2 separate regions of the Homo sapiens genome follow, and region 2 is linked to region 1. A link is an interaction called in ENCODE POLR2A ChIA-PET data of the cell type or tissue named here. Cell type or tissue: PC-9. All regions are shown on one strand. Each heading gives the region's core, and the rest is flanking DNA. Links, peaks and the distances in the headings are about the cores only.

Evidence for each region. Peaks named below come from ENCODE experiments on the same cell type or tissue, not always from the same donor. Only the 100,000 strongest peaks of a DNase experiment are listed, where the experiment ranks them.
Region 2: POLR2A ChIA-PET joins it to region 1 with 7 read pairs; 2 of 35 experiments call an interaction of 5 or more read pairs at or near these places.

Annotation. Positions count from the first base shown.
Region 1 is chr12:93,781,273-93,797,658 of GRCh38, reverse strand. All of the region lies in intron 2 of CRADD (CARD and death domain containing adaptor protein), which reads right to left. Among named protein-coding and RNA genes, the nearest start is that of CRADD-AS1, 52 kb to the right of the region's middle. RefSeq lists enhancers at 11,383-12,582, 12,595-13,094 and a silencer at 12,912-13,206. In PC-9, for the core only: no CTCF peak of the experiment used is centred there; a DNase peak (open chromatin) is centred at 6,698; H3K4me3 peaks cover 411 bases; H3K27ac peaks cover 1,691 bases.
Region 2 is chr12:93,707,815-93,724,200 of GRCh38, reverse strand. The region is part of intron 2 of CRADD (CARD and death domain containing adaptor protein); the gene reads right to left. CRADD-AS1 (CRADD antisense RNA 1) reads left to right here. Exons shown (of 3, transcript NR_110092.1): 3 at 15,118-16,386. Among named protein-coding and RNA genes, the nearest start is that of CRADD-AS1, 22 kb to the left of the region's middle. In PC-9, for the core only: no CTCF peak of the experiment used is centred there; a DNase peak (open chromatin) is centred at 9,680.

The sequences.
Region 1 (16,386 bases), core at 3,602-11,601:
TTGCGGTGGTTTTAAAATTCTTTTGGCAAAGTTATACCAGGTACCACCAAGATGTGGCCCAGACATTATGTGGGATTCTTATTGCCCTTCAAGATGTAGGAAAAAATTGGCTCAAACTGCCACCAACTCTATAGCTTCTGGAAACCCAAAACCCGTCTTAACATTTTGGTGAGGGATGATGTTCTCAGGGCCTCCTTCATTCCTGGGCTCCCTTTCCCATGACTGTTGTCTCTACACTACCTGCACTGACTGTGATGTGAATGAACGCATCTCCAAGTTCACCCCCTGAAATCCACTCCACACTACATGCTGTACTTCACAGAAAAGTCTGGAGACCATGAGGAACAGGTGCATCAAGACCCTCCCCACAATTTTATGCCATTTAGTTGATGCCTGCCATTCTTCCACCCTCCCCTCTCTTTCTTTCTCTCATGTGTTCCCCTCACTCTCAAAGCAACCAGTAAATGCTTGCCCTTGGCTTACACAAAGCAGCTCTCCCAATACCCAGGCCTTTGGGGTTTCCTTTTCTTCCGCAAGCACTCATCAAAGTGTTTTCCCCCAAGATTATTTTCTTCATAAAGCAAATTCTGATGCCAGATGTTCTAATGATAGCATTTCCATTTTCCCCACCTCCGAATATTTGTAAGGAAGAGGAGGGGTTGGTCCCAGTGGAGGAAGCAGCTGCACCAAACAGATGCAACAGTGGCCAGTGAAAGCAGCAGAGGTGGTACCAGGATGTGCCACGTGATATCCAGCCTAAGATGCACGTGAGCACGTGAGACACTGACAAGGGCAGAAGAGAGGTTTGCAAAGGGTTAGAGCTCTAATAGATAGCACAGGGTCATCAGAACCAGCAAAATTGAAATGATTAATGTCAAAGAGACTCATTAACCATGGGGTCTTAGAAAATAGGGGTTTCAGGTAAAAACTCATAAGAAAAATTATAATCTTGACAAGGAAAAGTCTAGCCCCATAGAAATGTTTTCATTGATCTAAAAGTAAATACTTAATACTAATAAAGAATATGTATTATCCAGATGGCTTTTTTTTTTTTTTTTGACACCGTTTTGCTCGTCACCCTGCTGGAGTACAGTGGCGTGATCTCGGCTCACTGCACCCTCTGCCTCCTGGGTTCAAGTGATTCTCCTGCCTCAGCCTCTCAAGTAGCTGGGATTACAAGTGCCCACCACCATGCCCTGCCAATTTTTGTATTTTTAGTAGAGATAGGGTTTCACCATGTTGCCCAGGCTGGTCTTGAATTCCTGACCTCAAGTGATCCACCTGCCTTGGCCTCCCAAATTGCTGGGTTTACAGGTGTGAGCCATCGTGCCCAGCCCAGATGACTTTTATATGGTAGTTCATAAAGAATGATCCTGACAAAAGAACAGATTTGTATTTATACCATGCAAAGGAATGTTAATTACAAAACTGTTGGCTATGGCAGAAAAAATTTCCCAATGGCTTAGCTTTATATAAAGTGTTCCCTTAAGATATATTACCTGAAGAAAAAGCTCAAAAGTCCTTGAAAAAAAAACCAAACTTATCCTCCCAGCTACTTGATAAAATAGACATAGATAGCTATTATTACATGCATTAGATAAGTAGATAATATTTAGCAGTTCCAACTTATCCCCAGTCTAGAAGATTCTTGAAGTACTTATCTACTCTAGGATGTGACAAAAGATTTCACCTTGGTTAGGAATTTCCTTATGCCCTCCTCTGAGAAGATTAGAAATTGTTCAAATCCCTGGGACATCCCTAGTGTGTCTCAGTCCAAGAGCCAAATTAATATCCTTGCCCTTGTTCTAGCTATTTTACAAGAGGCTGCTCAATTGTCACATGAAATTAGGATTTGGGTATAGCTTTTCGTTATATAAATAAGCTTGAGAAAGGGCCTTCCTAGCAGCTAATCTGACTAAACTAGAAATATATGGGTTGTTTTCCACAGGAAAAGAAAAATAGATGGGAAAGGGAAAGAAAGGAGCAATTTGACAACTAAAAATAGTTGGGAAAAGATAAGAAGAAACAAGTGAGTCTTAGAGCAAAGGAGTGAATGGAGCCAACAGATCTCTGTTGCTCTTTGCTCAGATGGGGTAGGCCTTGGCTCTGCCAATGAGTGGTGTAAAGTCCAAATACTGTAAGGGAAGAGGACGTGCGAGCAGCCATGAAATATTCCTTTCTGAGAAACTAGGAAACTGGACAAGACCCCTCCGGATGGTGCCCAGGATAGAATGTGACTTGAAAATGACAAAGAGCCCAAAGTGCAGTACTTCTTTAACCTATTTAAGAATGTTGAACAAGTCTTTACACAGTTTGCAAGCACACAGTCCAGATGAGCAGGAACTTAGGGATGGGGAAGAAGCGTGGGATAAAACTGCACAGATTCGCCTTTGGGGAAAAGTTCCTTGATCCTAAATCACAAACAAAGTAATTCATTTGTTTATTCATGCAATAAACATTAACCTTCTATATGTTCCAGACATTGTTCTAGGTGCCAGGGATACAGCACTGAACAAGACAAACAAGGTAGCTGCTCTTCTGGACTTTATAGGTAGGGGCAAAAAAATAATACATAAACACAAATGCTTTACATAAATTAAAATAAAATGGGCTATGAGATAGAGTGTGGCCTGGGGTTATATGAATACTTTACATAGGGTGGTCAGGTCAAACCTCTCTAGGGAGGTGACTTAAGACGAAACCTAGGTAGTAAGAGGAAGCCAGCCTTATGGTGATCTGTATAGCAGGGAGAGAGAAGAGAACTGCAAAGGCTTTGAGGTAAGACTCCCACTTGGTATATTTGAAGAACAGAAAAGGGATCTGTGTGACAGCAGTAGTGAGTCCTGGCAGGGTGGGGCAGACATAGGCAGCAGGTACATCACAAAGGAGTTCGGCTTTCCTTCTAAGTGCTATGGGATGCCAATGGGTGAGTTTAAGTGGGGGAGTGGCACTTCAGTTTAAAGAGACCACTCTGGCTGGTCTCTCCATGGACTGCCAGGGGCAAACACAGAGGCAGAGATGGATTAGGAGGTGATATGGAAGTCCAGTGAGAGATGTCAGAGGTTCGGACTGGGATGGTAGCAGGAGAGGAGAGGAAAGTAGATGAATTCAGGTAAATTTGGAGATATGACAATAGGTCATAGTGATAGGCTGGATGTGGGATATGAGGGAAAAAGAGCAATCAAGGGTGATGCCTAAGGTTCGGGGCTCTAGCAGCCAGATATATAACAGTGTTATTTACTGAGATGGGGGTACCAAGAGGTGAGGAAGAAAGGAAGAAAGTAAGGCTGGGATTAAGAGTTATGATTTGGATACATTAAATTTGAGATGCCTCTCAGATTCAAGTCTGGAAGTCAGGGCTACAGATGTTAAGTTAGCAACCAGAAGGTATTTAAAGCAATGGGACCCAATGAGATTACTCAGAAAGAGTACAGAGAAACCCAAGGATGAAGCATTGGAGGCTTTCCAACAGCTAGAGGTCAGCTGTTGGAAACCAGCAAGATGCAGAAGAAATGAGAACATGTGGGTGCACATGAGCCAATAAAAGAAAATGCTCCAAGAAACAAAAAGTGACCTATTGCATCAAATGCTGCTGAAAGTCAAGTAACATAAGAGAGAATTAACCACCCCATATGGCAAGATGGTGATTGGTGGGGACCCTTAAAAAGGTAATTTCAGTTGGCTGGTGGGGAGGACAGCCAAGTGAATGGGTTGCTTAAATAATGGAGGATGAGGATGTACAAATGAGATATACAGAGAGTTCCTTTTAGAAGCTCTGCTGTGAACAAGAGCAGAGAAATGAAGTAGGTAGGATAGTAGTCAAGGAAGGTTTTTGTTGTTGCTGTTAACTTTTTATTTTCAAAGATATAGAAAAGTAGAGAAAACAGTATCATGAAGCCCCATGTCACTTGCTTTGACAATTATCTGCCCCTCATCCCACTTCTTCCACCTATTCCCCAACTCATTCCCAACTCTTTACCCACAGGATTATTTTGAAGCAAATCCCAGACATCATTGTAAGGAACAATTGTTTTTAAGTGAGAAGTACTATTTGTTATGAAAAAAGGAAAACAGAAAACCCTGTTATACAGTGCTCTCACTGAGAAAATTCCAGCTCCATCACTTTAGCAGACTGTCTTTAATAAAATGTATGAACTGTATTCTTCCTTTAAAGCAGGATTCTCAAACTATCGCCCACAGCCCACTGAATGGACCACGAGGGGTTTCCACCTGAACAGCAAACCAATCCAGCAAAGCACAGGTCCTTCCATTTTTATAAAGGATAGAGGAAGTCCAAGTTCACCTTTTGTTTTCTAGCTTTATATTTGTGCATAATATAGCTTAAGTAATATAGCTTATTAAGTAAGTTATTTAGGATTACTAAAAGTAGTACATTTCTAGAGTTTCTAGATAAGAAGTCTGATTGCCACACAATGCCTGGCACTGATGTGGAACGCATATGCTGATGGTTGCAATTTCTGTAAACTGGGGGAAGGATGCATAATCCCCCGTGCACGTCTTGAGTTGCTTATGGTTTGCAATTCTATTTTTGTTTTTTCACTATAAATTATTAAGCTTCATTAGCAATTTATGGTGGGTTATCTGGCTAAACTCTGAGTATATAATGATACATATGTGACTATTAAGAAATTTGCAACTTGTTCAATCTTCAGTTATCTGTGATCCTAGATACAAAGATTTGAGACAGAAAAAAATTAAATCCAGAAAATTCTATATATTGTTAACATTTTCTGTGGATTCAGGGGAAACTTTAATTTTATGGAAAACCTCAATCCAGTTAAGACAGTATAGCAGTTAAGAGCCTAAATGGGATCTAGAGAGTGCAGGTTCAAATCAAGGCTTTGCTACTTAGTAGCTACATGACCTTGGGAGGTTATCTAACTTTTCTGTCTCTCAGTTTCCTCGTCTGTAATTGGGGATTATAATAGCATCTACTTCATATATTTAAATGAGTGTCCATAACTGAAACAGTACCTGGCATATATTAACTTCTATATTTTTCCATAGAAAATATTACTGCTATATCCACTACAACAATTCCTACAACTATTACAGTTTATGACACCAGGGTTCTGAGAGAGGACAACCTGAAAATCATGAATATGACTGAAATCTTCCTAAGTGGTAGATCTAAATACCATAAATGGTGGCTAGCTTTATAGGAAAACCCATTTAACCCGTAATATAACCAAACTATTCACTAAGAGCACTAGCTTGAATTTTGGATCTTGGAACTATTTGGTGCAGAAAGCAGCAAGATAGGTATCCTTCTCTGAATACAGGCCAGCCATAGAAAATGTTCTATAATAGATGAAAGAGGGTCTCCAGCATCTTCTTTCCTCCTTTCTGTAAGCCTCTTCTACCTTCTAACTCCTTGCTTTCTAAGCCCCAGGTATCTGATAACTTGATTTTGTCCTGAGTCCTCCCCTGTAATACTTAGCAGGCCAGTTCTCCCCTAAGACATTCTATTTTTCAAAAATGAGTTATTCTCTAGGATGTTCCACTTCCAGCTATTGTGAAGAGAAAAATGCTTTTATAAAATGTATGGTTACTTATATATGGCTAATAACATCTTAAGATTCTCAGAAGTATTCCTATTCTTAAAGTTCTTATCAGAATCTCTAGTTATTGGAAATTAAGGCAGATCAACAAAAAGTTAAGTGAAAAAATTCAACCAGTCTGGGCCACCATACAGCCTTGTCTGGAAGCCAGCCTGGAGACTAAAAAAAAAAAAAAAAAAAATCCATTAGGACTATTTGCATGTTTTCTTCCCTCTATTTTGAAACAATATAGTATTTATGTTATATTATTATTTCTTACTGATAAATAATAATTGTATCTATTTAGGGGATAAAATGTGGTATTTTTATATGCTTATACCTATGCTTATACCTATGGTTAGTTAGCTAGCTAACTCAACTAACTAACATATCCATCACCTCGTGTACTTATATTTTTGTGGTGTGAACATTTGGATTTACTCAGCAATTTTGAAGTAAACATTATTATTAACTACTACAGTTGCCATGCTGTACAATAGATCTCAAAACTTATTTCTCCTCTCTGAGATTTTGTACATTTGACTAACTTCACCTCCACCTGCCCTCCACCCCAACCCCCAGCCCTGGTAACCACCATTCTACTCTCTGTTTCTATGAGTTTAACTCTTTTAGATTCCACGTGCAAGTGAAATCACACAGTATTTGTCCTTCTGTTATTGGCTTATTTAACTTAACGTAACATCTGCCAGGTTTGCCCATGTTGTCTCAAATGACAGGGTTTCCTTCCTTTTTTTCAAGGCTGAATAGTATTCCATTGTGTGTATATGCACCACATTTTCTTTATCCCTTCATCCATTAATGGACACTTGGGTTGATTCTCTATCTTGGCTATTATGAATGATGCTGCAATGAACATGGCAGTGCAGCTATCTCTTCGATATACCAATTTCAATTTCTTTGGATATATACTCAGTAGTGAGATTGCTTGATCATACGATAGTTCCATTTTTAGTTTTTTGAAGAAATTCCATACTGTTTTCCATAATGGTTGTACTAATTTACATAATATAGTATTTTAAAAATCTTTTTCTCTGCAACAGCTCCTGTGGTAGCAGAGATCCCAACCCCAATGTATGAATGAAAAGGCAGGAAGTCGGGGGGTGGGGAGTGATTAGTCATCTGTAGGACTATCAAGAGTGTGTGTGTGTGTGTGTGTGTGTGTGTCATGTATATGGCATTTTATTTCTTGGAGGAGATGCAGATACTCAATAATCACTGTTAATTAAGTGATTTTTTTAAGTAGATGATTATGCTCATAAGAAATTCAAAATCTGGGACCTAGAGTCAATTCCTAAGGTCAGGAGTACAGATCATGCTTACCTGAAGAACTGTTCTGGTTTTTCAAATTTATTATAATCCTCCATTCTTCTAGCACAGCTGTCTCTTGCCTAAAGAAAAGCCAGTGGATTAAACCACAGATTTCATTCTCTGACTCGCTACGAAAAGGATTTTAGGGGATTTCCATCAAGAACCATATAAAACCATATAAATATTACACAAATATAGACTGTAAGCCAGAAAACTATAAATAAATAGAAATTTGAGACCAGCGAAAATATACACACAAGTATGCAGACCATGCTTTAGTTGAGTTTCTTTTTTTTTTATTATTATCATAATACTTTAAGTTTTAGGGTACATGTGCACAATGTGCAGGTTAGTTACATATGTATACATGTGCCATGCTGGTGTGCTACACCCATTAACTCGTCATTTAGCATTAGGTATATTTCCTAAAGCTATCCCTTCCCCCTCCCCCCACCTATAGTTGAGTTTCAAGTTTATCTCTGAGTATCTTGGGGGCCAAAAAGAAGAAAGCAGCAGCATCCATTAAAGTTATTAGAAATGATAATGTATGTTGTTTTCACCCAGAGAAACAAAGCTCTTTCTGCGGCTATAGGTTCCACAAGACATTTTTCAAATGAGTAGCAGAGTTGACAACATCCTTAACTCTGGGACCTGTGGCCAGAACTTAAACTTCTTAGGAGTTCCTAAAAAACTGTACTAAGTGACAAGCTCCCCAGAGGGTAGGAGAGGCTTGTGTTCCATTTACAGAGGCAGTACGAACACACAGTTTCCCAAAACCACAACTACTACCTTTAGAGTTCAGGCTACTTTCACATATTGTGAAATTTTAGATAAGAGGACCCAAAACAACAAGACATCTGTGGAGGGAGGAGAACAAAACAGAGAATAACTTAGACTGTGTTTGATTTTCCTTTCTAGAAGCTATCTTCTACAGAAAAACATCTCCTTTCCAAATTTTCCCTTCTTTCAGCATAATAAAGGTATACCATTTTTAACTACTTTATTGAGGTATACTTGATACACAGGAAACTGCACATATTTAAAGCATGCAATTTGATATGCTTTCACACATGTATCCAACCATGAAACAGTCCCCACCAGCAAGGTGATGTGCACACCCCTCATCCCTCAAAGTCTCTGCCTGCCCCTTTGTCATCCCTCCCTTCCACCACACTCTATGCCTCATCTCCAGCAAACACTGAGCTGCTTCCAATTTTTTAAAGATACATGATTTTTTAGAAAATGTTTCAAATCAGAAACTAAAGTCTATACTGAACATTATTGTTTTACATGTGCTCCTTAGTCATCCCCTGGCTCTTCTAAACCAATCGTCATCCTGTCTCTAAAGTGATTAGAAATACTGGAAGTCGAATACTGTATCTTCAGTTCTTTCATGCTCCTGCAGAGTTGGCTATGTCAAGGCTGCATGCACAGCCTGTTCAGGAAAAGTGGATGGACCACCTTTCCCCTGAAGCACATCTCCAGCTTCCCAGGCAATCCGCTGGAGGCAAGCTACACACATTCTGAAAATAAATGACTGCATCAGGTACTTCTTAGCCTCTGCTTGGGGAGAAACACTGACCTAGCCTCTCACAGAAAAACTCTGGTACTCTGGGAAATACGAAGATTTTGTCAGTCAACATAGGAAGTGGGAAAGAGAAAGATGGGGCAGGGGAGATTAAAAAATAAAAAAAAGGAACCACCACCCCAGTCTCTCACCTTGAAGTGGTTGACCACCAAGGATAAGACATACAAATAATGCACACAGAAAAAGAGCTAAGAACTGTAGAACACAGTGCTCCAGGGGTCCAAAGGAAGGAGAGGTGCTTCTATTTCAGAGTAGCCCAGGCTCCACTATGGAAAGGCTGATGACGACAGGGACTAACATCCACAGTTCCCCAAAGGCTCTCCCGTGCCCTGTCTCCTGTGATTCCCACAAGAGTGCTGTGAATAAAACAGTGGTATTGGTTTCCCTTAAATGGTGGGAAAACTGAACCTTGTATAGGTCAGGAGACTGCTAAAGAGAGGCAGAGCTGGGGCTGGAAAGTTTGTCTTTTGATCCCAATGCCATTGCTGTTTCTATGACACCAGACAGCGTTCTCAGGTGGAGGATATCTAGACAACTAGACAACAACTACCTCACACCCTCCCTTTAAAATCAAGAACATTCCTGAATCAAGAATAGTCAAGAGACAAAAATAAATTTTAAAAAATCAAGAACATCATTCTAACAAGGGTCCAGTGGTACATTTGCTAAGGAGGTGCTCTGAGAGCCACCACTGGGCCTCAGAGACCACACACACTGTGGTCAGGTGTTGATACGGGTTGGCTGTGTCCCCACCCAAATCTCATCTTGAATTGTAGCTCCCATAATCCCCACGTGTCATGAGAGGGACAAGGTGGAGATAACTGAATCATGAGGATGGTTTCCTCCATCCTGTTCTCGTAATAGTGAGTGAGTTCTCACGAGATCTGATGGTTTTATAAGAGGTTTCTCCCTTCGCTGGGTACTCATTCTCTCTCCTGCCACCTTGTGAAGAGGTGCCTTCCACCATAATTCCCGAGGCCTCCCCAGCCTGAGAAACTGTGAGTCAATTAAATCTCTTTCCTTTAGAAATTACCCAGTGTTGGGTATTTCTTCATAGCAGCATAAGAACAGACTAATACAGGTGACATGGCAGAGATGGGTTTCCTCCAGAGCGTACACACATTCCAATGGTCATGAGATGAGCCATATTTCAAATGCAATAAAGAGACTTACCACTTCACAACCTCCAAATAATCCTACAAGGAAAAGACAGGATAATTACCAACACTACTATTAATTACTCTCAAGTTTCTTGTTGAGTGAGTTTGCATTCTTGAAGATCAGGCTTCCTTAGGTGAAGCATGCTCATGGCCTCACCATCCTCACCATGGTAAGTGATAATGCCTGCCATACAGTGGACTCCAAAAGATGTTTGTGGAATGAACAAATGAGGTCAATAGGCCACACTACAGAACTCTTTAATTCTCATGTTAAACATGCTGATAGGAAATTATCTGTCCCTAAATCATGGCAGAATAATCACAGTCAGCTATGAGGCAATCCTTTCCAGTTTGGATAGTTTTAAAGAACTTGGTATAAGCATGTATTTCTTTCCATTAAGGTCCTTTGAGAGTGGATCTTATTTGTTTCATTTTCTTGGAGAAAATCTATCCCTGAACTTGAAAAAACAACATTTCAAAGGAAAAAACAAAGACACTGAGTTTGCTAAGAGGTTAAGTACAAGGTTCAGCAGACGTACTACAACACATGCACATGTGAGCACCACTTATTTCAAAGTTAGCCTGTTAGGGAGCTACAAATATATTCCAGTGATACTGGTTTGGGGCAAAAAATGTGCAGAATGCCTTTTTGGAACTATCTTTTTCTCTACAATCAGTTGATGTGATATTAAAAAAAAAAAAAAAAAAAAAAAAACCCTGTCATACTACTTTACAGTCCTGGCTCGTTTTTAACGAAAAATTACTCTAGCCAGTTTAACCACCACCCATGAGGCTGACTTAGTGATGAACAACTCTTGGCCAGTCCCTGACATCAAATCCACCTTCTAAGAATAAATACCACTAGGGTAAAAAAAAAAAAAAAAAAAAAAAATCTTCAGCAGAATGTGCTAAGGGCTCTAAAAGTAAATTCCAAAGAGAGACTTCAAAGATATTTTGAGCAATAGCAACATTATTGGAAGATATGTATAACCTCTCAAAGTGGACTCATACACAATTTGCACAAACTGCAATATAAATCCTTAAATAGCCGAAACATACTTGTAGGCAACAATTCCATTATGTTTTGGTCATCTTTACATTATTCCCCTGGCATAGTGCCTAGTACATAGTAGGGCATGCAGCAAATGTTTTCAAAATTAGATTTTCTATGGGAATAAAGTACAGAATTACCATTAGTCACAGAAGGGCCATTACTCACTAGACTTTTGTCCTAAGGAGAAAATGATGTCTCGTGTTTCCTCATTGTCAAAGGTGGGTTTTATTGCTTTAGGGGCTCTACCTCAAGACAGTAACTGACAGATCTATTTGGTTTTACTGCCTTCTACCTCTACTGGCAAGTAGAAAACTTATCCCTCTGAATGTTGTCTCTTAAAGAAATCTTTATTTTAAAACAACTAAAATGTAAATTGAAGGGATTTCAGAATCTATAAAGAAGCGCTGGCATCTACTACACTTTTAAAAACTGTGAGCAACTGGCCATCAAGACAAAAATTTAAAAATTATACAGGATCTACCTCCATAGAAAAGGTAATGGAATTCCCTTTGAGGATGTGCCTACTATGTATACTTAATACATAGTACCCGCAGTCTTCAGGAAATCCTACAAAAGAGGTATTATCATTCTCATTTCTACAGATAAAGAAACTTGAAGCTTTGAGAAGTTAAATACAGATGTATACGTTTACACATTCCTTAGAGGGCAGAGCTAAGGTTCAAATTTAGGTCTGTTAGAATCCAGGTCTGTCCTTCATCTCTCAACTGTGGAGTTTATTCCAGAAGTCTAAAGCAGAGGGCCCACTGGCCAGCCAAAGGGGGCCTAAAACAGTGATTTGATAAACATGAATGAATTGCCAAAGTTTAGAAATATGAGGTTTTGCATAAAACATGGATTTGTACCTCCATTATATCAAACCTACATCATTCGTGTCTTCATAGGCCCGGCAGTTAATGCTTTTGAGTCTGTGACCTTTGCTATTCCCTGCTGCCTCCCCAACACTTTCTTTTAAAGGAAAAACCAAACCTAATGCTCCACCAGTCCTGTCTTACCTGTATATCCCACAGGAATTTAGAATCATACCATTTTGATGAAGTAAGATACAATCACTGAGATCAAGTACACGACTTTATGGTGAATTTAAGGCCAAAGGGTCACGTGACTTGTTCATGGTCACAAGCTACAGGCCTCGATCCCATACGTCCTTATTCTTGTCTGCTCTGCTACTCAGATTCTCACTGGCAACCAAACATATATATGATTTAATGGCCTGTGAAGTAGGGTAACACCATTCTTCCACAATTCCCTTTGAAATGACTATCATGAGCTTGCATTTCTGATGAACATGCTGGAACTGCTAAGACTTCACATCTATTTTCTTTCATTTGCCAAAAGTCCCCTATAAATAAATCACTCAGCTTCCACATATCCTCTCCTTGGTCTCCCATTCCTGTTCTGCCAGGAGCTGCCAGCAGTAGCTGTGGTTGAATACTGAAGGGGAAAAGAAGCTACAAAGGAAGCCCCAGTGGAGCATCTTTGACTTCTAACCCATAGGCCAGGGGATCGGGAAGACGCATACCAGTGAGTGACTCATAGGTCACACATACCAGTGGGTGACTCAAGCCACTACCCTTTGGAGTAGACACAATTTTTATTTTCATTTCGGATGTTCGTCAGAGGAAATCAGTTTGAATCATTTTCAATTATGTAAATACTAAAGCATATTTCAACCACATAAGATGGTAAAATTTTCTCCTCCTTTCTCTCAAAGGTACTAAGTTTATCAAATTAAATGATAAAACTTCCTCTCCCAGACTAGGAAAATACACCAAAAAATAGCTTGCCAATTGAAAATTATTTTTAGAGGTGTTTGGAGTATATGCATTATCAAACATAGTTCCTATTTTAAAAAAAAAAGCAAAACACAACATTGTACTTATTCCAATGTTTCTATATGTGACTGAAGCCAGAAACTGTATTTGTCAAAATATCATTCTTTTGAGGAAAGTGATCAAATTAATAACGAGTTGTGCCTGAAGAGGTTTTGGAATCTCAAAGTAAGCAGGCTCTGTACTTTTCTAATTAATGAAGAACAGACAGCTCTTTATTAAGAAGAATCGACTTTTTATTTATACCAAAGTGGTGTTTCTTTGACATTTGTTTTTATTTCATTGCTGACCTACTTTCTTTCTGACAGTCTTGAATGAATATCTATTCTTATGTCCTTTAACCGTCTTGCAAGGTAGCCAGGCCAACTGGCTTTCCCCCTGGACAGTAAATCACTCTGGGACTCTGTGTTCTAATATCAACTCGGCCAGAGATTTGCCACGTGTGCTTTATCAGACTCTCCATCTCTTCTGCTTGACTTCAGACATCTGCAAAGCTGAAAAACAGCTCTGACACAGAACAAAGGGTTTTAAGGTGCTCTGAAAGCCCACAGAGGGCCAAACCATGACAGCTGTGGATTAGCACGTGCTCACTTCATTCTGCTGGTGCTTGGAGACTGCACAGTGGTTAGAAGAGGAAAGGCTCAGGGGTCAGACGGCCTGGGTTTAGAGCCCAGCTCTGCCATTTATTAACCGTGCAACCTTGGGCAACTCACTTAACCTCTCTGTGCTGCGGCCACCTCAGCTATAAAATGGGACATTGAGAGTTAAACATGATTAGATATTCAAAAGACTTAGTGCAGTGCCTGTCATACCATAAAACTTAGTAAATATCAGCAGTATTTATTATTTTTCCATTTTTGATGCCCTCACTGACATGCCCTGAGTGTGAGTAAAATTTTGTCATTCAGCTTGACTATATTTAGCGCCTCGATTCTTGAAGGAAACAACGTCAGAACCATTAGTATAATTTCCTAAGATCTAGTCAGACATCTCTAGGGCATAAATTGTTACGTGGGACCAGCCATGAAGTACCGCACTGCAGGTGTTTTGGAAAGTCGCACTAAATCTAAGCAGAGGATGTGAACCCCGTGCACCCTGCAGCAAGAGTTTGGCGAGGTGGCTTGCTACTCACTCTCTTCCCTGACTGATGTCTGGTTCTGACATCCAGAGCATGACACATGACAGATGACAGCGACACATCTGCACATGCCCACCAGCACACCCAGGTTTTACAAAAGCCAATGTCATTTTTTCAGTAAGTAAACAAAATAGTGGCACAAGGGATGTGCAGAATTTCACTTGTTCATTTGCTTTGACATTTTTAGGGAATTTCTTGTGATAGTCCTAAAAATATTTTACAAACACATGAAAAATGAAATTAGCCATTTTTCTCAGGCTTCGACTTCTAACAAAAAAGATTATCAAATATAAGCTTTTGAAGAACAAGCATAAATAAATGTTATTTTATGGCTTAAAGTTACAATTTATAGGCTTTTACTCTTTTCTGAATATGAAGAAAGTTGCCACACATTTTGCTTTTATCACTGCTTGCCTTTGATGAAATCTTTGTAATTGTTACAGTAACAACCATACCTTGCATCTTTCTCACATGCAAAAAACACAAATGCTACTCCACTTGATCTATCTTAATTTACTCATTGTTTAAAATTTATCCATAAACAAAATTAAAAATAAAAAAACTTAAAAATTATAAAATCAGAGGACTACTCCTGGGAGCCAGCATAAAATAAAACAAAAGAGCTCAGATTTTGGACACAGGCAGACCTGGATTTGTGGGTGAGAAACTTAGTCCCTTCTCTGCTTTGATTTCCTCATCTGTAAAATAATAATAATAATAATAATAATAATAATAATAATAATAATAATACCTATACCTGTAACTTGGAAGGCTGATGGTACCAGGACAGTCCCTGGGGGAAAATGTGGCCCAGCAAATGATTTCTTAAGAAATAGAAGGAAAGTAAAAAGGAAAGGAAAGAGGCAAAAAAGGAGGGAGTAGCAGTGACTCTCCCCAGGCTATACAAATTGGGTTATAACCCAGGCCTTCTGCCAAAATTCTGCCTCTCAAATAGAACACTTGACTGTTTTTATTATGTGAATTTTCCATACATAACAAAGTAGAGGAAAGTGTAAAGAACCCCCAAAAACCTATCACCAAGCTTCAACAATTATTATATTTTACCATTCTGATTTCACGTATTTCCCTATACACATACTTTTTTTCTTTTGAAGGAGTATTTTTTAAAGAGTCTTAGGCCTCATATTAATTCATTAATAAGTGCTTCTAAATAGATAAGGACTTTTAAAACTCACAATACCACCAACTCAATAAAATTACCAGTAATTCCTTAGTAACATGTAATAAACAGAGTATGTTTTATTTTTGCCTGTTTAAAAAAAAAGGCATTTTTTTAGTTAGTCAGTTGTTCAAATCAAGTTCCAAACAAGATTCATACCTGCATTTGGTTTACAGGTCCCTTAAGTCTTTTTTTTTTTTTTTTCCTGAGACGGAGTCTCGCTGTTGCCCAGGTTGGAGTGCAGTGGCGTGATCTCAGCTCACTGCAGGCTCCATCTCCCACCCTTAAGTCTTTTTGTTTTTTTTAATTATACTTTAAGTTTTAAGGTACATGTGCACAATGTGCAGGTTTGTTACATATGTTTACATGTGCCATGTTGGTGTGCTGCACCCATTAACTCCTCATTTAGCATTAAGTGTATCTCCTAATGCTATCCCTCCCCCCTCCCCCAACCCCACAACAGTCCCCGGTGTGTGATGTTCCCCTTCCTGTGTCCATGTGTTCTCATTGTTCAATTCCCACCTATGAGTGAGAACATGCAGTGTTTGGTTTTTTGTCCTTGCGATAGTTTGCTGAGAATGCTGGTTTCCAGTTTCATCCATGTCCCTACAAAGGACATGAACTCATCATTTTTATGGCTGCATAGTATTCCATGGTGTATATGTGCCACATTTTCTTAATCCAGTCTATCATTGTTGGATATTTGGGTTGGTTCCAAGTCTTTGCTATTGTGAATAGTGCCGCTATAAACATACGTGTGCATGTGTCTTTATAGCAGCATGATTTATAATCCTTTGGGTATATACCCAGTAATGGGATGGCTGGGTCAAATGGTATTTCTAGTTCTAGATCCCTGAGGAATCGCCACACTGATTTCCACAATGGTTGAACTAGTTTACAGTACTTAACAGTTCCCCATCTCTACTTTTTTCTCGTAGCATTTATATACTGAAAACAAAAATGGGTCATTTGTTTTGTAGAACTTCCTACATTCAGGCATTGGCTGATCTGTACCCTTGTAGTGGTGTTTAGCATGTTCCTCTGTCTCCCGTATTTCCTATAACCTGGTATTAATAGTTAGATGTGCATGTTTGATGAGCTTCTGGTTCAGCCTCGTTGAGGGAGGGGATGTGGGTAAGAATACTTCACAGGTGGTGCTGTTTCTTTTCTATCAGATCACATTGGAGGAGCATAACTAACGTTCGGCTGTTCCACTTTTAGTGATATGGAGACTGATCCGTGGGTTCAAGTGTTGTCAGCCTGATTCTCTGTTAGAAAGCACCAATTTTACCTGATTTTATCATTCATTAATGGTTGTTGCTTAGCTCCATTACTTCATTAGATGCTACAAAACTGTAGGTTTTTAAAACTTTTCTAGCACCCTTCTGCATTTATTAGCTGTAATTCTCTATAAAGTAAATAGGAAAGCAGGGGTGGATGTGAGATCTCCTTTTTAAATCCATTTTCAGAACAATGACTTGGTGCCCTAACAATCTCAGAAGTGACAAATGCGGGATTTTTTTGTC
Region 2 (16,386 bases), core at 4,724-12,723, 75 kb after region 1:
TCTATGTTATCCAGGCTGGCCTCGAATTCCTGGGCTCAAATAATCTACCCACCTCGGCCTCCCAAAGTAAGTGCTGGGATTACAGGTGTGAGCCACTGCACCCGGCCTGGAGCAGAAACTTCCCCAAGAAAAATCCCTTTCCAGCAGGAGGAGAAGGAAAAGGAACCATTTTGAAATATGCCAGAGCACTGGGGTCTTCCTAACAAGGCCTGTCCTCAGGAGAAGCTACCTAACCAGAGCCTCATCTGACAGTGGATTTTCCCACAGCCTAACGGGCCTGGAGGGAAGAGAAATTCTCAGCTCTAGCCCACTCAAGCCTTCCATGTGATGAACAGAAACATATAATTCCAGCCGAGTCTAGCGACCCTGTCCCACCTAAGAGGAAATAAAACCTGAGAAACACTGTGAAGTTCACAGTCCAGAGGCACAGGCTTACTCAAAGACTGAGACCTACTCATAGGACAAGAGAACACTTCTGTATTCACCAGGCAGTTTCATCATTCCCACTGCCCAGCAAAGCCGATGCACTGAACAGCAGGTTTTTGCAATAGAGAAAGAGTTTAATAAACCCAGAGGCAGCTAAGCAAGAGGACAGGAGCTTATTATTACTCAAATATGCCTTTCCAAAAATCCAGAGGCTATGGTTCTTCAAGGATAATTTGGAGGCAGCAGGGTCGGGAATAGGGAATGCTGATTGGTTGGGTTGAAATCATAGGGAGTCGAAGTTTGTCTTCTTGTACTGAGTCAGTTCCTGGGTGCGGGCCAAAAGACCAGATGAGCCAGTTTACCAGTCTGGGTGGCACCAGCTGGTTGGTTCATCAGAATGCAGGGTCAGAAAAATACCTCAAACACCAATCTTAGGTTTTACAATAGTGATGTTATCTATAGGAGCAATTGGGAAGTTTAGGAATCTTGTGGCCTCTGGCTACATGACTCCTGAGCCAGAATTTCTAATCTTGTGGCTAACGTTTCAGTTTTACAAAGATGGTCTAATCCCTAAGCAAAGAGGGGGTTTGTCTCAGGAAGGGGCTGTTATCATCTTTGCTTCAAAATTAAACTATAAAGTAAATTCCTCCTATATTTTGTTTGGCCTATGCCCAGGAATGAATAGGAACAGCTTGGAGGTGAGAAGCAACATGGAGTCAGTTAGGTTAGATTTCTTTCACTGCCATAACTTTCCTATGCCAAAATTTTTCTCATGGTCATAATTTTTGCAAAGATGGTTTCACTTCCTCTCCTCCCACACTTCTATCACTACATTACTAAAGGCCTACTTAAGAGTGATCCCTTTACCCCATATTCATGCCCAGCTATCAAGAAAAAATTACAAGGCATACTAAAAGGCAAAACAACACAGTTTGAAGAGACAGACCAAGCATCAGAAACAGACATGACAAGGATGTTGGAATTATCAGATAGGGAATTTAAAACAACTATGGTTAATTTGTTAAGGGCTCTAATAGATAGTCAGCATGCAAGGACACATAGGCAATGTAACCAAAGAAATAGAAATCTTAAGAAAAAAAAATGTTAAGGATCAAAAACACTGTAACAGAAATGAAGAACGTCTTTGGTAGGCTTATTAGTAGACTGGACATAGCTAAGGAGAGAATATCTGAGCTTAAGAATGTATCAATAGAAACCTCCAAAACTGATAAGCAAAGAGAAGAAAGACTGAAAAACAGAATATCCAAGAACTGTGGGACAAGTATACAAGGTTTAACATAGGTATAGTGGAAATACTAGATGGAGAAAAAGAAAGAAACAGAAAAAATATACGAAACAATATAGGCTGAGAATTGCCCCCAAATTAATGCCAGACACCAAACCACAGATCCAGGAAGCTTAGAGAATACCAAGCAGCATAAATGCCAACAAAAACTATACCTAGGCTATCGTTTCAAACTACAAAAAGTAAAAGATAAAGAAAAATTCCTGAAAGAAATCAGAGAAAAAAAGTAAATTGGCTATAGAGAAACAAAGATAAAAATTATATCTGCCTTCTCAGAAATCACATAATCAAGAACAAAGTGGAGTGAACTATTTAGTGTGGAGAGGAAAAGAAAAAACCCACCAACTTAGAATTCTTGTACCTTGTGAAACTATCCTTCAAAACTGATGGAGAAATAACGACTTTCTCAGACTAACAAAAATTGACAGAGTTTGTTGGCAGTAGACCTGCCTTACAAGAAATGTTAAAAGAAGTTCTTTTGAGAGAAGGAAAATAATGTTAGGTCAGAAATAAGATCTACATAAAGAAAACAAGAGCATCAAGAAGGAGTAAGTGGAGGTAAAACAAAAATGTTTATTTTTTTAATTGATCTAACAGATCAAAGTTTGTTCAAAATAATAATGGCAACAATGTATTTGGTTATGTATGCTTATGTGTACAGTAGTCCCTTATTATCCATGGGAGATTGGCTTCAGGGCCCCACCCCCAGTGGATACCAAAATCCATGAATGCTCAAGTCCCTTATATAAAATGATGCATTATTTGCTTTTAATCTACATACATCATCTTATGTACTTTAAATCATCTCTAGATTACTTATAATACCTAATACTATGCAAATAGTTGTTATACTGTATTGTTTAGAAAATAATGACAAGAGAAAAACATCTGTACATGTGCAGTACAGATGCAATTATCCCTTATTTTTCAAATATTCTGATCCACAGTTGGTTGACTCCATGGAGGCAAAGCCCACATATATGGAGGGCTGTGTGTGTATATATATATGTGTGTGTGTTTGTGTATGTGCATACACATATAGTTATATACACTAACGTATAAGTGAAATGAATGACAGCATAAGACAGGAGGGAGAAATTAGGAATATTTCATTATTATAATGAAATACACTGCCCATGTATTAGTACAGAGTTATTTGAAATTGGTCTTGGATGAGTTGTAAATATATACAGCAAACTTCTAGGGAAACCACTTTAAAAAAGTTTAAAAAAACAAAAAAAGGAGCATGGTGGCTCACATCTGTTAATCCCAGCACTTTGGGAGGCCAAGATGGGAAGACTGTTTGAGCCCATGAGTTTGAGACCTGCCTGGGCAACACAGTTGAGACTTCATTTCTACAAATAATTTTTAAAAACAAGTATACTTTATATGTTACAAAAGAGAAAATGGAATAATGTAAAATGATTTAATACTAAATAATAAACCATAAAAGGCAAAAAAGTGTGGAAGATAAAAATAGAAACAAAAAACAAGGGCAACAAATAAAACACAATAACAAATATGGTAGGTATCCAACTATATACCCAACTAACAATCACCTCAAATGCCAATGGTCTAAACACACTAATTGAAAAACAGGAATTGTCAAGGTAGATCAAAAAACAAAACCCAATCATATGTGGTCTACAAAAAGTCCACTTTAAATATAAAGACATATGTAGATTTAAATGGTTGGAGAAAGCTATACCACACTAACAATAATCAAAAGCAAGTGGGAGTAGCTACAGTAATTTCAGACATAGCAAACTACAGAGCAAGAAAGGTTATCAGAGATAGAGAGAGGCGTTACAAAATGATAAAGGGGTCAATATTCCAAGAATACGTAACAATCATTAGTGTGTATGTGCCTAACAACAGAGCATTAAAATACATGAGGTAAAACTGATAGAACTGTAAGAAAAAAGAGGTGAATCCACTATTACATTTGGAGGCTTAGCATCCCTCAGAAATAGGCATATCTAGCAGGCAAAAAATCAGGAAGGACATAAACTCAACATCAATCAATTGTATGTAAATGACATCTATAGACTATTCCATCAAACAACAGCAGATTACACATTTTTCTCAAGCTCATGTGGACTATTCACCATGATAGACCACATTTTAGGCCATAAAACACACTCTAATAAATTTAAAAATATAGAAACCATATAAAATCTGCTGTCAGATCACAATGGACTTAAATAAAAAATTAATAACAAAAACATAGCTGGAAAATTCCAAAGTACTTGGAGATAAAACAATACACTTCTAAGTAACATAGGGGTAAGAGAATTCTCAAGATAATTTAAAAAAATATTTTGAACTAAATAAAAATGGAAACAACTTATCAAAATTTGTAGTTTCTAGCTAAAGCAAAGGGAAATGCATAGGATTTGGATGCAAAAATTAGGAAAGAAGAAAGACCTAAGATCAACAACCCAAGTTTTCCCCTTTAGAAACTAGAAAAAGAAAAGCAAATTAAATCCAAAGTAAGCAAAAGCAAAAAAAAGTATAAAAATTAGAGCAGAAATTAACGAAAGAGAACACAAGAAATCAATGGAAAAAATCAATAAAGCAATGTTTGCTCTTTGAAAAGATAGATGAAATCAGTAAGCATCTAGACAGGCTAAGAAAAAAGGAGACAGAATACAAATTACTAATATCAGAAATGAAAAAGAGAACATCATTACAGATCCCATGAACATTAAAAGGATAAAGAAGTTTTATAAACAACTTTATGCCCACAAATTTGATAACATACCTGAAAAGGAACAATTCATTGAAAAACACAATCTGCCAATACTCACACACAAAAATAAACAATCTAAGTTGGCCTGCATCTATTAAACATTTGAATCAATATTTAATAACCTTTAAAATAGAAAGTACCAAGCCCAGGTGAGTTCACTGATAAATTCTATCAAACATTTAAGGAAGAAATTGTAACAATTCTCTGCAATATCTTTCAGAAACTAGAAGCAGTGGAAATACTTCCTAACTCATTCTATGAAGTCAGCATCACCCTAATACCAACACCAAAGACATTACAAGAAAAGAAAACTATGGACCAATGTCTCTCTTGAACATAAACGCAAAAATCCTCAAAAAAGTATTAGCAAATCAAATCTAAAAATGTATAAAAAGAATTATACACCATGACCAAGTGGGATTTATCCCAATTATGCAAGGCTGGTTCAACATACAAAATCAATAAATGTAATCTAATCCATCACATCAACAGACTTAATTAGAAAAATCACATGATCATATCATTTGACAAAACTCACCACCTATTCATAATAAAAACTTTCATCAAACTAGGAATAGAAGGGAATCTCCTCAACTTGATAAAAAACATATTTTTAAAAACCCTGCAGCTAACATCATACTTAACAGTGAGAAAGTCAGCCAGGCACAGTGACCCACACCTGTAATCCCAGCACTTTGGGAGGCTGAGGCAAGAAGATTGCTAGAGCCTAGGAGTTCAAGACCAGCCTGGGCAACATGACAAAACCCCATCTCTACAAAAAATACAAAAATTAGTCAGGCATGGTGGTGCACATCTGTATTTCAAGCTACTTGGAAGACTGAAGTGGCAGGATTACTTCAGCCCATGAGATCAAGGCTGCAGTGAGCCATGTTCACACCACTGCACTCCAGCCTGGGTGACAGAGCCAGACCGTGTCTCAAAAAAAAAAAAAGAGAGAAAATTGAGACTTTCCCACTAAGACCAGGAACCAGGCAAGGATGTCCGTTATTACCACTGCTTTTCAAGATCAAATTGGAAGTCATAACTGGTGCAATAAGACAAGAAAAAGAAACAAAAGGTATGTAGATTAAGAAGGAAGACACAAAACTGTCTTCTTCACAGATGACATGATTGTCTATGTAGAAAATTCCAAAAGAATAAACAAGAAATTCCTGGAACTAATAAGCAATTATAAGAAGATTCAGAATAAAAGTTTAATATACAAAAGTCAATTACCTCCCCATATACCAGCAATGACCAAGTGAAATTAAAAATTAAAAACACATTACCATTTACATTAGCACCCCCCCAAAGATCAAAATGCTTAGGTATAAATCTAATAAAATACGTACAAGATCTATATGAGGAAAACCACAAAACTGGTGAAAGAAACCAAAGAAGAATTGAATAAACAGATATCCCATGTTCATGGACTCAACACTGTCAAAATGTCAGCTATTCTCAACTTCATAGATTCAATGCAATCCCAACAAAAATCCCAGCACACTATTTTGTGGATACTGGCAAACTGATTCTAAAGTTTATATATAGAGGCAAAAGACCCAGAACAGCCAACTCAATGTTAAAGGACAAAGTTTAAGGACTGCCACTACCTGACTTTACGGCTTAATGTACAGCTACAGTCATCAAGAGAGTGTGATATCGGTAGAAGAACAGACAAATAGATGAATGGAATAGAACAGAGAACCCAAAACTAAACTCACATAAACAAAGTTAAGTGATCTTTGACAATGGAGCAAAAGCAATACAATGGGGCAAAGACAGTCCGTTCAACAAATGGTGCTGGAACAACTGAACATCCACGTGCAAAAAAACAAAAAGAATCCAGGCACAGATGTTAGACCCTTCATAAAAGTTAACTCAAAATAGATCACAGGAAGGGTGCGGCGGCTCATACCTGTAATCCTAACACTTGGGGAGCCCAAGGTGGGTGGATCACTTGAGGTCAGGAGTTTGAGACCTGCCTGGCCAACATGGTGAAATCCCATCTCTACTAAAAATACAAAAATTACCCAGATGTGGTGGTGCATGCCTGTAGTCCCAGCTACTTGAGAGGCTGAGGCAGGAGAATTGCTTAAACCCCAGGAGGCGGAGGTTGTAGTAAGCCAAGATCATGCCACTGCACTCCAGCCTAGGCAACAGAGCGAAACTCTAAAAAAATTAAAAATAGATCACAGACCTAAATGTAAAACACAAAACTTTAAAATTCCTGGAAGATAACATAGGAGAAAATCTAGGTTATTATGGGTATGGTGATGACTTTTTAGGTATAACACCAAAGGCAGAAATCCATGAAAGAAATAATTGATAAGCTAGATTTCATTAAAATTAAAAAGTGTGCTCTGTGAAAGGCACTGTCAAGAGAATGAGAAGATGAGTTAGACTAGAAAAAATATTTGCAGAGGACACATATGATAAAGGGCTGTTACCAAAAATAGACAAAGAACTCTTAAAATTCAACAAGAAAATGAACAACTTGATTTAAAAAATGGCCAAAGACCTGTACAGATATCTCACCAAAGAAGATATACAGATGGCAAGTAAGTATGTGAAAAGATGTTCAACATCATATATCATTAAGGAAACACAAATTAAAACACAATGAGATACCACTATACACCCATTAGACGGTCACAATCCAAAACTCTGACAACACCAAATGCTGGTATAGTGTGATGCAACAGGAACTCTCATTTATTGCTGGTAGGAACACAAAATGGTATAGCCACTTTGGAAGACAGTTTGGTAATTCTTCACAAAACTAAACATATTCTTAAAATATGATCCAGCAGTCATGCTTCTTGATATTTACCTAAATGAACTGAAAATGCATGTCCACACAGGAACCTGCACATAGATGTTTATAAGCAGCTTTATTCATAATTGCCAAAACTTGGAGCATTCAAGATATCCTTCAGTAGGTGAATGGATAAATAAACGGTGATATCCAGACAATGGGATATTATTCAGCACTAAAAGGAAACGAGCTATTAAGTCATGAAAAAACATGGGGGGAACTTCAATGCATATTGCCAAGTAAAAGAAGCCAATCTGCAAAGGCCACACACTACATGATTCCAACGATATAGTAGTCTAGAAACGCAAAACTATGGCGATAGTAAAACAATCAGTGGTTTCTAGGGGTTGTGTGGAAGGAGGGATGAACAATCAAGAGCACAGAGAATTTTTAGGGCAGTGAAAATACTCTGTATGATTCCATAAATGTGGATACATGTCGTTATATATTTGTCCCAACCCATAGGATGTACAATATCAAGAATGAACCCTAAGGTAAACTATGGACTTTGGGTAATAACGATGTGTCAATATAAGTTCATCAATGATAACAAATGTCACACCTCTCCTGGGAACTGTAGACAGTGGGAGGAGCTGTGCATCTGCAGGGGAAGGGAGTATATAGCAATTCTTCATACTTTCCACCCAATATTGCTGGGAATCTAAAACTGCTCTAAAAAATAAAGTGTATTAATAAAAAATAAACTTTATAAGACCATCTTCAAAAATTAGCTCATCTAAGTAATTTTTTTCCTTTTTTTTTTTTTTGAGGTGGAGTCTTGCTCTGTCACACAGGCTAGAGTGCAGTGGCACAATCTCAGCTCACTGCAACCTCCGCCTCCTGGATTCAAGCGATTCTCATGCCTCAGCCTCCCGAGTAGCTTGGATTACAGGCATCTGCCACTACGCCTGGCTAATTTTTGTATTTTTGTATTTCACCATGTTGGCCAAGCTAATCTCGAACTCCTGACCTCAAGCGATCCCCCCGCCTCAGCCTCTCAAAGTGCTGGGATTACAGGCATGAGCCACTGTGCCCAGCCTAAATAATTTTTTTCTACTTCAGATTACTTCTTTATCATAGACCAAAGAAAATGGGGAAAAAGGATTTAAGAAACTCCTAAGAGGCTAGTAAAAGTTGTTACAGCCACAGAAATTACAAGTAAAAAGAGTTTGGAAAAATCTGTTTATACCACCAATTCACATATACTTCCATTAAATATAGCTCTAAATATTTGCCATTAATGCTAAAGATGAAAAAAATTTTTTTAAATTTCTATTTATTTATTTTTGTAGATATGGAATCTTGCCATGTTGTCCAGGCTGGTCTGGAACTCCTGGGCTCAAACCATCCTCCTGCCTCAGCCTCCCAAAAATAGTTTTTTGACAAAACATCCTAACACTAAATTTCACCCAACTAGTTTCTTCCCTCCTCTATGGTAGAGGCCCACTGTCTCAATTCTTTCATATTTCTCATCATAAACAGGTTCCTCTACAATAAATGCCTGTTCAGAACTGCTAACATTTGTATGTGTTTACCAATGTTCTTGTGAAGTATTTTTGTGACAAATAACTACTGTTATGGACATATCATTTGCAGATAATGAAAAATAAAACCAAGATTCTCTTCTTTGCTGATGAAGTCAGGAAGGTGGAAAGGGCAAAGCAAGAACTCTCACTCTTACCCTATGAGTAATTTCAATAGAAATCAAAGGCGTTAACTTCTCGGGTCCTCAATTTTTTCTTCTCTAAAAAGAAAGAATTGTTTAATAAAACTCATCCAAGGCTACAATCATCAATGGCAGCTAAAACCACTTAGTGAAAGAATTTTTTTTTTAATAAAAAAAGGACATTGGATGATGTCTCAACTCCCAAGCACTTGATGTTTGACTTGGGAGTGGTGCCCTCAGTCACACCTAAAACTATCTGCGGCAGACCCTGTTCTTTTTGGCTGACACAAATGCCATTCCCAACCTCCTTCTCCTCCTGTCTTGTCTCAATCGTAGAGTCTAGAAGAGCAAACATTCACTTTGCAGCCTCCCTTGTACCAAGGAGTGGCCATGAGACAATTCTGCCCAATGAATCAGAAGAGGAATTGTGTTGAGGATTTCTGGAAAGACTACTTCTTTTCCCAAGAAAAAGTGACAGACGCAGTAGGGGCTGAGCAACTTCCGTGCCTCTTCCAGCCTTACGGATGTGCTGTTGGTAGCTGTGACTGCCTTGCTACTACGAGGAAAAGGAAGGCCAAGAGAATAGCAGAGACACTCGCTCTGATGCCTTTGAGCCAATGAATCAATGCCAGAAGCAGCTGACCTCCAGAGTTCTTGTTACAGGATTAAAATAAATCTCTACTTATTTGCCATTGTCACTTTGGTTTGTTTGTTTGTTTACTTGTTGCCAAGCACATTCCTAACTGATACACTGTTCACCAGATTCCCTGGGATTAGACAATCAAACATCTTTCTGTAACCAAGAATGCAAAAGCTCCTCAACTGGAAAATACTCATGTGAAAGTTTAAAGGAAAAGCACAGGGAGTGAAATAAAATGCTTTCTTCTCCTGCCCACGGAATCCATTTATTTCATGTAGCTGTAAAATCAGCCCTTTGCCCAATTTCATCAAGTCACAAATTCTCAGGATTGGAAAGGCATTACTTTTAACCACCTGATCTCCCTCTAAACAACCTCATTAAGCAGCTATTTAGCCTCTTCTTGAATTATGTATAGTGACAAGGAATTCATTATCTCTAGAAGGAGCCTATATTTTCTTTGGACAACTATTTTAGAAGGGTCTATCTTACATTAACTTGCTTTTTCTATGTCTTCGTTCGACCTTTTGAGAAACACAGAACAGAAAGAATCTCTTTTACGAATGAGAGCCATCCAAAGAGCTGAAGGCAGCTGTCATATCACCTCATCTGCACAGTGATATCCACCAGTTCCTTCCACCTTTCCTCCTGAGAGAGGTGTCAAGTTCTAATGAATGCCAGTCACATATATAATTTTAAATTGTCTAGTAGCCACGTTTTAAAAAGGAAAAGCCAGATGAAATTAATTTTAATATATTTTATGTAACCCAATATATCAAAAATATCATTTCAACAGATATTCAAAATAAATCATGAGATATTTACATTATTTTTTCATACTAAGTCTTTGAAATCTAATGTGTATGATATAGTCAGCCCTCTGTATCCCCAGGTTCTGTATATGCAGATTCAGCCAACCTTGAATTGAAAATATTTTTTAAATAAACAATAACAATACAACCATTAAAAAAAACGTTAAGAAAACAAACAAACAATATAACAACTATTTACAAAGCATTTATATTGTATTAGGTATTATAAATTATCCAGAGATGATTTAAAGTATACAGGAGGCTGTATGTAGATCACATAAAAATACGATGCCATTTTTATATGAGGAACTTGAGCATCTGTGGATTTTGGTATGTGCAGGGGGTCCTGGAACCAATACCCCTCGGACACTGAGGGGTGACTATATTACATGGTAGTCTATAATCAACTTACAGGAGTCACATTTTCACGCTCAATGGCCACACATAGCTACGTGCAACCATATTGAACAGCACAAGTCTGACAGAAGAACATAACACTGTTTTCTGCAGAGTCACTACAGACAGCATTCAGTTAATAAGATAAACTGGCAAAATATCATGGTGCCAAGTTTCTGAACCTAGAGTACCGCACAGACCTCTTTTGAAGTGGTGGGAAGGAGAACTAAATCTCATGGGCTCCTGAGACTGTGTCCTAGAACTTTCAGAGGTCAATGTACCCCAACTGAAAAACTGTTTTTGAAAATGGCTTTAAAAAAAAACGATCTTCAAAATAAAGACACACACAAAAAAGATTCTATTTTGCTTGAATTTGAGCAGCTCTATGGTCCCAGATTGAAAACACTACTGGAACAGAGAGAACACTGGTCTGAAGTCAGGGAGTCTTTATTCTCAATTCTGCCACCAAGCTCAGTAGTCACCTGAAAAAAAAAATCAATTCATTTCTCCAGGCCTCTTTTCTCTAAGGGTGCTCCACTTTCCCACTAAACAACACTGTCCTAAGCATTCACAAATCATCCTTTTAATAACCCATTCTAGAATTCTGCCCACAAGTAGCATAAAGCTCCTAGTCTACAGTTTTTAAGCCCACATTCCTCACTCTCGAAAATCAGAATGTCATTTACCTGTCTTCATAATTCCAACAATTTCTCACTCTTCAAAATTCCATAAAAATAAAAATTAACAATGAATTATCCCTGGGTTCTTTCAGTGTCCTGGAACAGAATGCTTCTGGATCAAAAATCCAAAACCCATTTTGAACAACTAAACAATCTTTTACAATCCATTCAACTTTCGCAAGCTTTAATTTAATGTTACTAATGTTTTTTCTGGCCTGTTCAAAATAAATATTCCTGCCTTTCATTTATTGACTTTACGAGTACTTGTCAAGGACCTACTGTGTATGACAACACACTAGGAATACGGATGAGCTGTAAAAAAGATATGTAAATGCTGTCCTTGCTTGCAAAAGGCTGACACTAGCAATAAGTGAAAGACAATAAACTAGCATATAACTAAGCAGGACAATTTCAGGTAGTAAAGAATGATATAACAATAAAGCTATATTTGAGAGCAATATCATGCTCCAGATACTCTTCTAAATAGTAACTAGTTTAATCCTCTTAACAACTCTACGAAGTATGTACCTCTTTCATTAACCCCACCTTTATACATGAGAAAATAGAGAAAAAGAACAGTCAGTGCTAGAAAAAAACAGAACATAGGAACTGTGAGAGGGCGAGTGTCTAGTGCACTGTTAAGAGTCTAGGAGACCAGGTGTGGTGGCTCATGCCTGTAATCCCAGCACTTTGGGAGACCGAGGTGGGCAGATCACCTGAGGTCAGGAGTTCAAGAGCAGCTTGGCCAACATGGTGAAACCCCAATTCTACTAAAAATACAAAAATTAGCCAGGAGTGGTGGCTCACGCCTGTAATCCCAACTACTCAGGAGGCTGAGGCACAAGAATCACTTGAACTGGGGAGGTGGAGGTTGCAGTGAGCTGAGATTGTGCCACTGCACTCCAACCTGGGGGACAGAGTGAGACTCTGTCTCCAGAAAAAAAAAAAAAAGAGTCTAGGAGGGTACAAAAGGTTTTTATGAGGTCCTCTGGGCTGAGGCTTGAATGAAGAACCAGCCACACAAAGATCTAGGGTCAGAGTGTTCCAGAGAGAGGGAACAGCAAGTACAAAACCCCTAAAATGGGATGAATTTGGCAGAATGAACCTCAAGGGCTCAAGGAACAGAAAGAAATAAAATGTGGCTGATAAAGAGGGAGGGGAGAAGAGTAAGAGAAGAGGTAAAGAGGCAAGAGTGGGAGCTAATTTATGATGAGGAGTCTGGATTTTATTACAAGTACAATGAAATCCCCCCTCGGGTTTTTAAGCTGGAGAATAACATGATCTGACTTACATTTTTAAAAGATCCCTCTGCTTGCCTATGTGGGAAATCAACTGTAGGAAGCAAGAATTGAATCAGAGAAACAAGGACAGTGAAGATGGAAGCCAAGCAGCAGTTGAGTAACTCAAGCTTCCCTCTGCCATTTAACATTATCTCAGCCCAGAGCAACTGGCTTGTTTCCTTTTTGCTTCTTTTCCTGAGTTTACTTGTCCTGCTGATGGAGTCACTTGCTCTAGGTTACAGTAAGACCCAGAGAAGAGCTGAGGACCCCCTTCAGATTCCTTTGGCTTTTGATTTCAACCTCTAATATACCCAGAGGAACATGTACAACACAATATGAATGGCAAGTAAAGCAAAAAAAAAAAAAAAAAAAGGCGGGGGTGGGAGGGTGGGGTGGAGGGGGGCAGTCAATCAATGATCATCTTCAGCTGTGGCTCAATAAAGCCCAAAATGTTCAAGCAATTCACTCTATAAACAATTCATAGCTCAAAACCAAAGGGTTCAAATAATACTCAAAGGCCTTGGACTTCACTAATAATACCTATCTTTTACTGAAAAGATAATGCTAACAAATATCTAAGCATACTGAGGAGGACTGTCAGCAAACTTCACCACTAATCATTCTTCCTATCCCTGTCTGCGCATCCCAACTATCCCATCAAGAAGGGGCATTTACTTCCCCTCCCTTTGAATTTGGGCTGGCCTTGTGACTCATTTTGACCAATAGGATGTGATGAAACTGATGTGCCAGTTCTAGATCTAGGCTTCAAGAGAAATAGAAGCTGGCCAGGCATGGTGGTTCACGCCTGTAATCCCAGCCCTTTGGGAGGCCAAGGTGGGTGGATCACCTGAGGTCAAGAGTTCGAGACCAGCCTGGCCAACATGGTGAAACCCCATCTCTACTAAAAATACAGAATTTAGCCAGTGTGGTGGTGTGCACCTGTAATCTCAGCTACTAGGGAGGCTGAGGAAGGAGAATCGCTTGAACCCAGGAGGCAGAGGTTGCAGTGAGCCAAGATTGTGCCACTGCACTCCAGCCTGGGCAACAGAGCAAGACTCCGTCTCAAAAAAAAAAAAAAAAAAGGAAAAGGAAAATGAAGTAAAAGCTTCCTTATTCTCACACTTGGAACCCAGCCACCATGCTGTAAGGTGGCTGGTCTAGATACCAGGGGAAATGAGATATTATGGAGGAAAACTAAGGAACTCTAGTGCACAGCCAACAGGAAACATGAGAGTAAAGCTTTCTTGGGCATTCTAGTCCAGCCAAGTTCTGAAACTGAAAACATCTGCTGTATTAGTGATGCTAGCAGACACCACCACATGGAACAGAAAACCACTCAGCTGAACCCAGCCAACACACCAAATTGTGAGAAATAATAAACTGTGGTTTTAAGTCACTATATTTTGGAACATTCATGTGGAATTTCAACAGGTCAATACAAAAAGCTGGATATTCCAGACAGAAATATGAGCAGGAGAAAAGACAAAGAAATGGTATAGTACAGAATATTTTTCAAGAAAGGCAAGTTCTCCAATAACTGCCACCAGTCATGAACCAGCTATTCTAGTTAAAATGAACCACTTGTGGAAAGTACTATGGCTCAAAGACCTAAAAGCAGAACTACCATTCGACCCAGCAATCCCATTACTGGGTATATAGCCAGACGAATATAAATCATCCAACCATAAAGACACACACACATGAATGTTCACCGAAGCACTATTCACAACAGCAAAGACATGGAATCAACTTAAACGCCCATCAATGACAAACTGGATTTAAAAAATGTGGTACATATGCACCATGGAATACTACACAGCCATAAAAAAGAATAAGATCATGTCTTTTGTGGGAATATGGATAGAGCTGAAGGCTAATTACCCTTAGCAGACTAACTCAGGAACAGAAAACCAAATACTGCATGTTCTCACTTTTTAGTGGGAGCTGAATGGTAAGAACATATGAATACAAAGAAGGAAACAATAGATACTCGGGTCTACTTGAGGGGAGAGGGTAGGAAGAGGGAGAGGAGCAGAAAAGATAACTACTGGGTACTGGGCTTAATACCTGGGTGATGAAATAATCTGTACAACAAACCTCTGTGACACATGTTTACCTACCTAACAAACCTTCATATGTATTGCCAAACCTATAATAAAAGTTAAAAATAAAGAAAAAAATAAATCACTTCCTGTGCAAGCCCTATTACAATGCTTACATATTCGCAAAATGGTTTGCAGGACTCAGAGTTGTAAAATAAGGACCCCTGGTGTCAGAGAGCTGATGCACATGATCTATGAATATATTATGTAACTTTCTGCTTCTCTTTCACTCTGCCTTGCAGGCATCCAGCAATATCATCTATTCTCCACTTTGCTAAATCTTACCTTTGGCAGAGCCTTCATGAACAAGATTGGTACCCATATAAAAGAAGCCCGAGAGAGCTATCTTGACCCTCCTACCATGTGAAGACACAACAAGGTACCGTCTATGAACCAGGAAATGGGCCCTCACCAGACACCTAATCTGCTGGTGCCTTGATCTTGGACTTCCCAGCTTCTAGAACTGTGGGAATTAAATTTCTATTGTTTATAAGCTACCCAGTTTACACTACTTTGTTCTATCAGCCCAAAAAGCACACCCTGTTTCAAGATTCTGCATTCATTTACTCATTCATACATTCAACCATATTTTGTTGGGCACCAATGATGCCAGGCACTACTCTAGGTGCTCAGGATACAATAATTAATAAGGCAGACAATGCCCTGGCTTCATGGAGATAAATGTGTTGATGAACAGGAAGTAGATAGAGTGGTCAGAGAAGGCTGGTGGAGAGCACAGTTGACCAGAGATCTGATGGAAGTGAGAAAGCAAACTATGGGAATATCTGGAAAAAGAGCATTCCAGGCAGAGGAATGAGCAAGTGGCAAAGATCCTCAAATGCCTATACTTCCATGGAAGAAGGCCAGTGAGTGAGGAAAAGAGAGGTAGCAAAGGGGATCAGAGAGGATACAGGGATCCAGATCTCAAAGGGACTTGTAGGTAATGGCCACCACTTTGGACTTCATGTTTTCGGAGTGACGGAAAGTCCCTACAGCCTTTCCCAGCCCCTAGCTAAGCCTCTATTGATTACTTCTCCTTCTTGTGCTCTTATCACCTGTACTTTTATTTACCAGTTAGTCTATATTCCATGGATTTCTATTCATCTCTTGTGTATCAATTCTATGTCCTCAACTATGTCTCAACGGCAAGAATCAGTCATATTCTCTTCTGTATTCCCAGGGCCTGGCACCTAACAGATGCTCAATAAATCTTTCCAGAAGGTGATAATGATGATGTAATCTCTTAGAATCTTTTCTAGCTGTTAAGATCCATGATGCCTTTGAACTCTCTCAACAAACTAGTTTGCACAATGACTCAGAGGACTGACATCTTTCTAGATATTTTGAGATTATATTCATGCCACTTTTAGAGTCTCCATCCATCAAATGACTAGAATGAATTACATCAGAGTTTTGTCTAAATGAAGGCTGTGCCACTTGGAATGGGATTCCCTTACATGGAACTACCTACTAATATTTGCACTTTAAGCCACCTGAACCTCAGGAGAGTA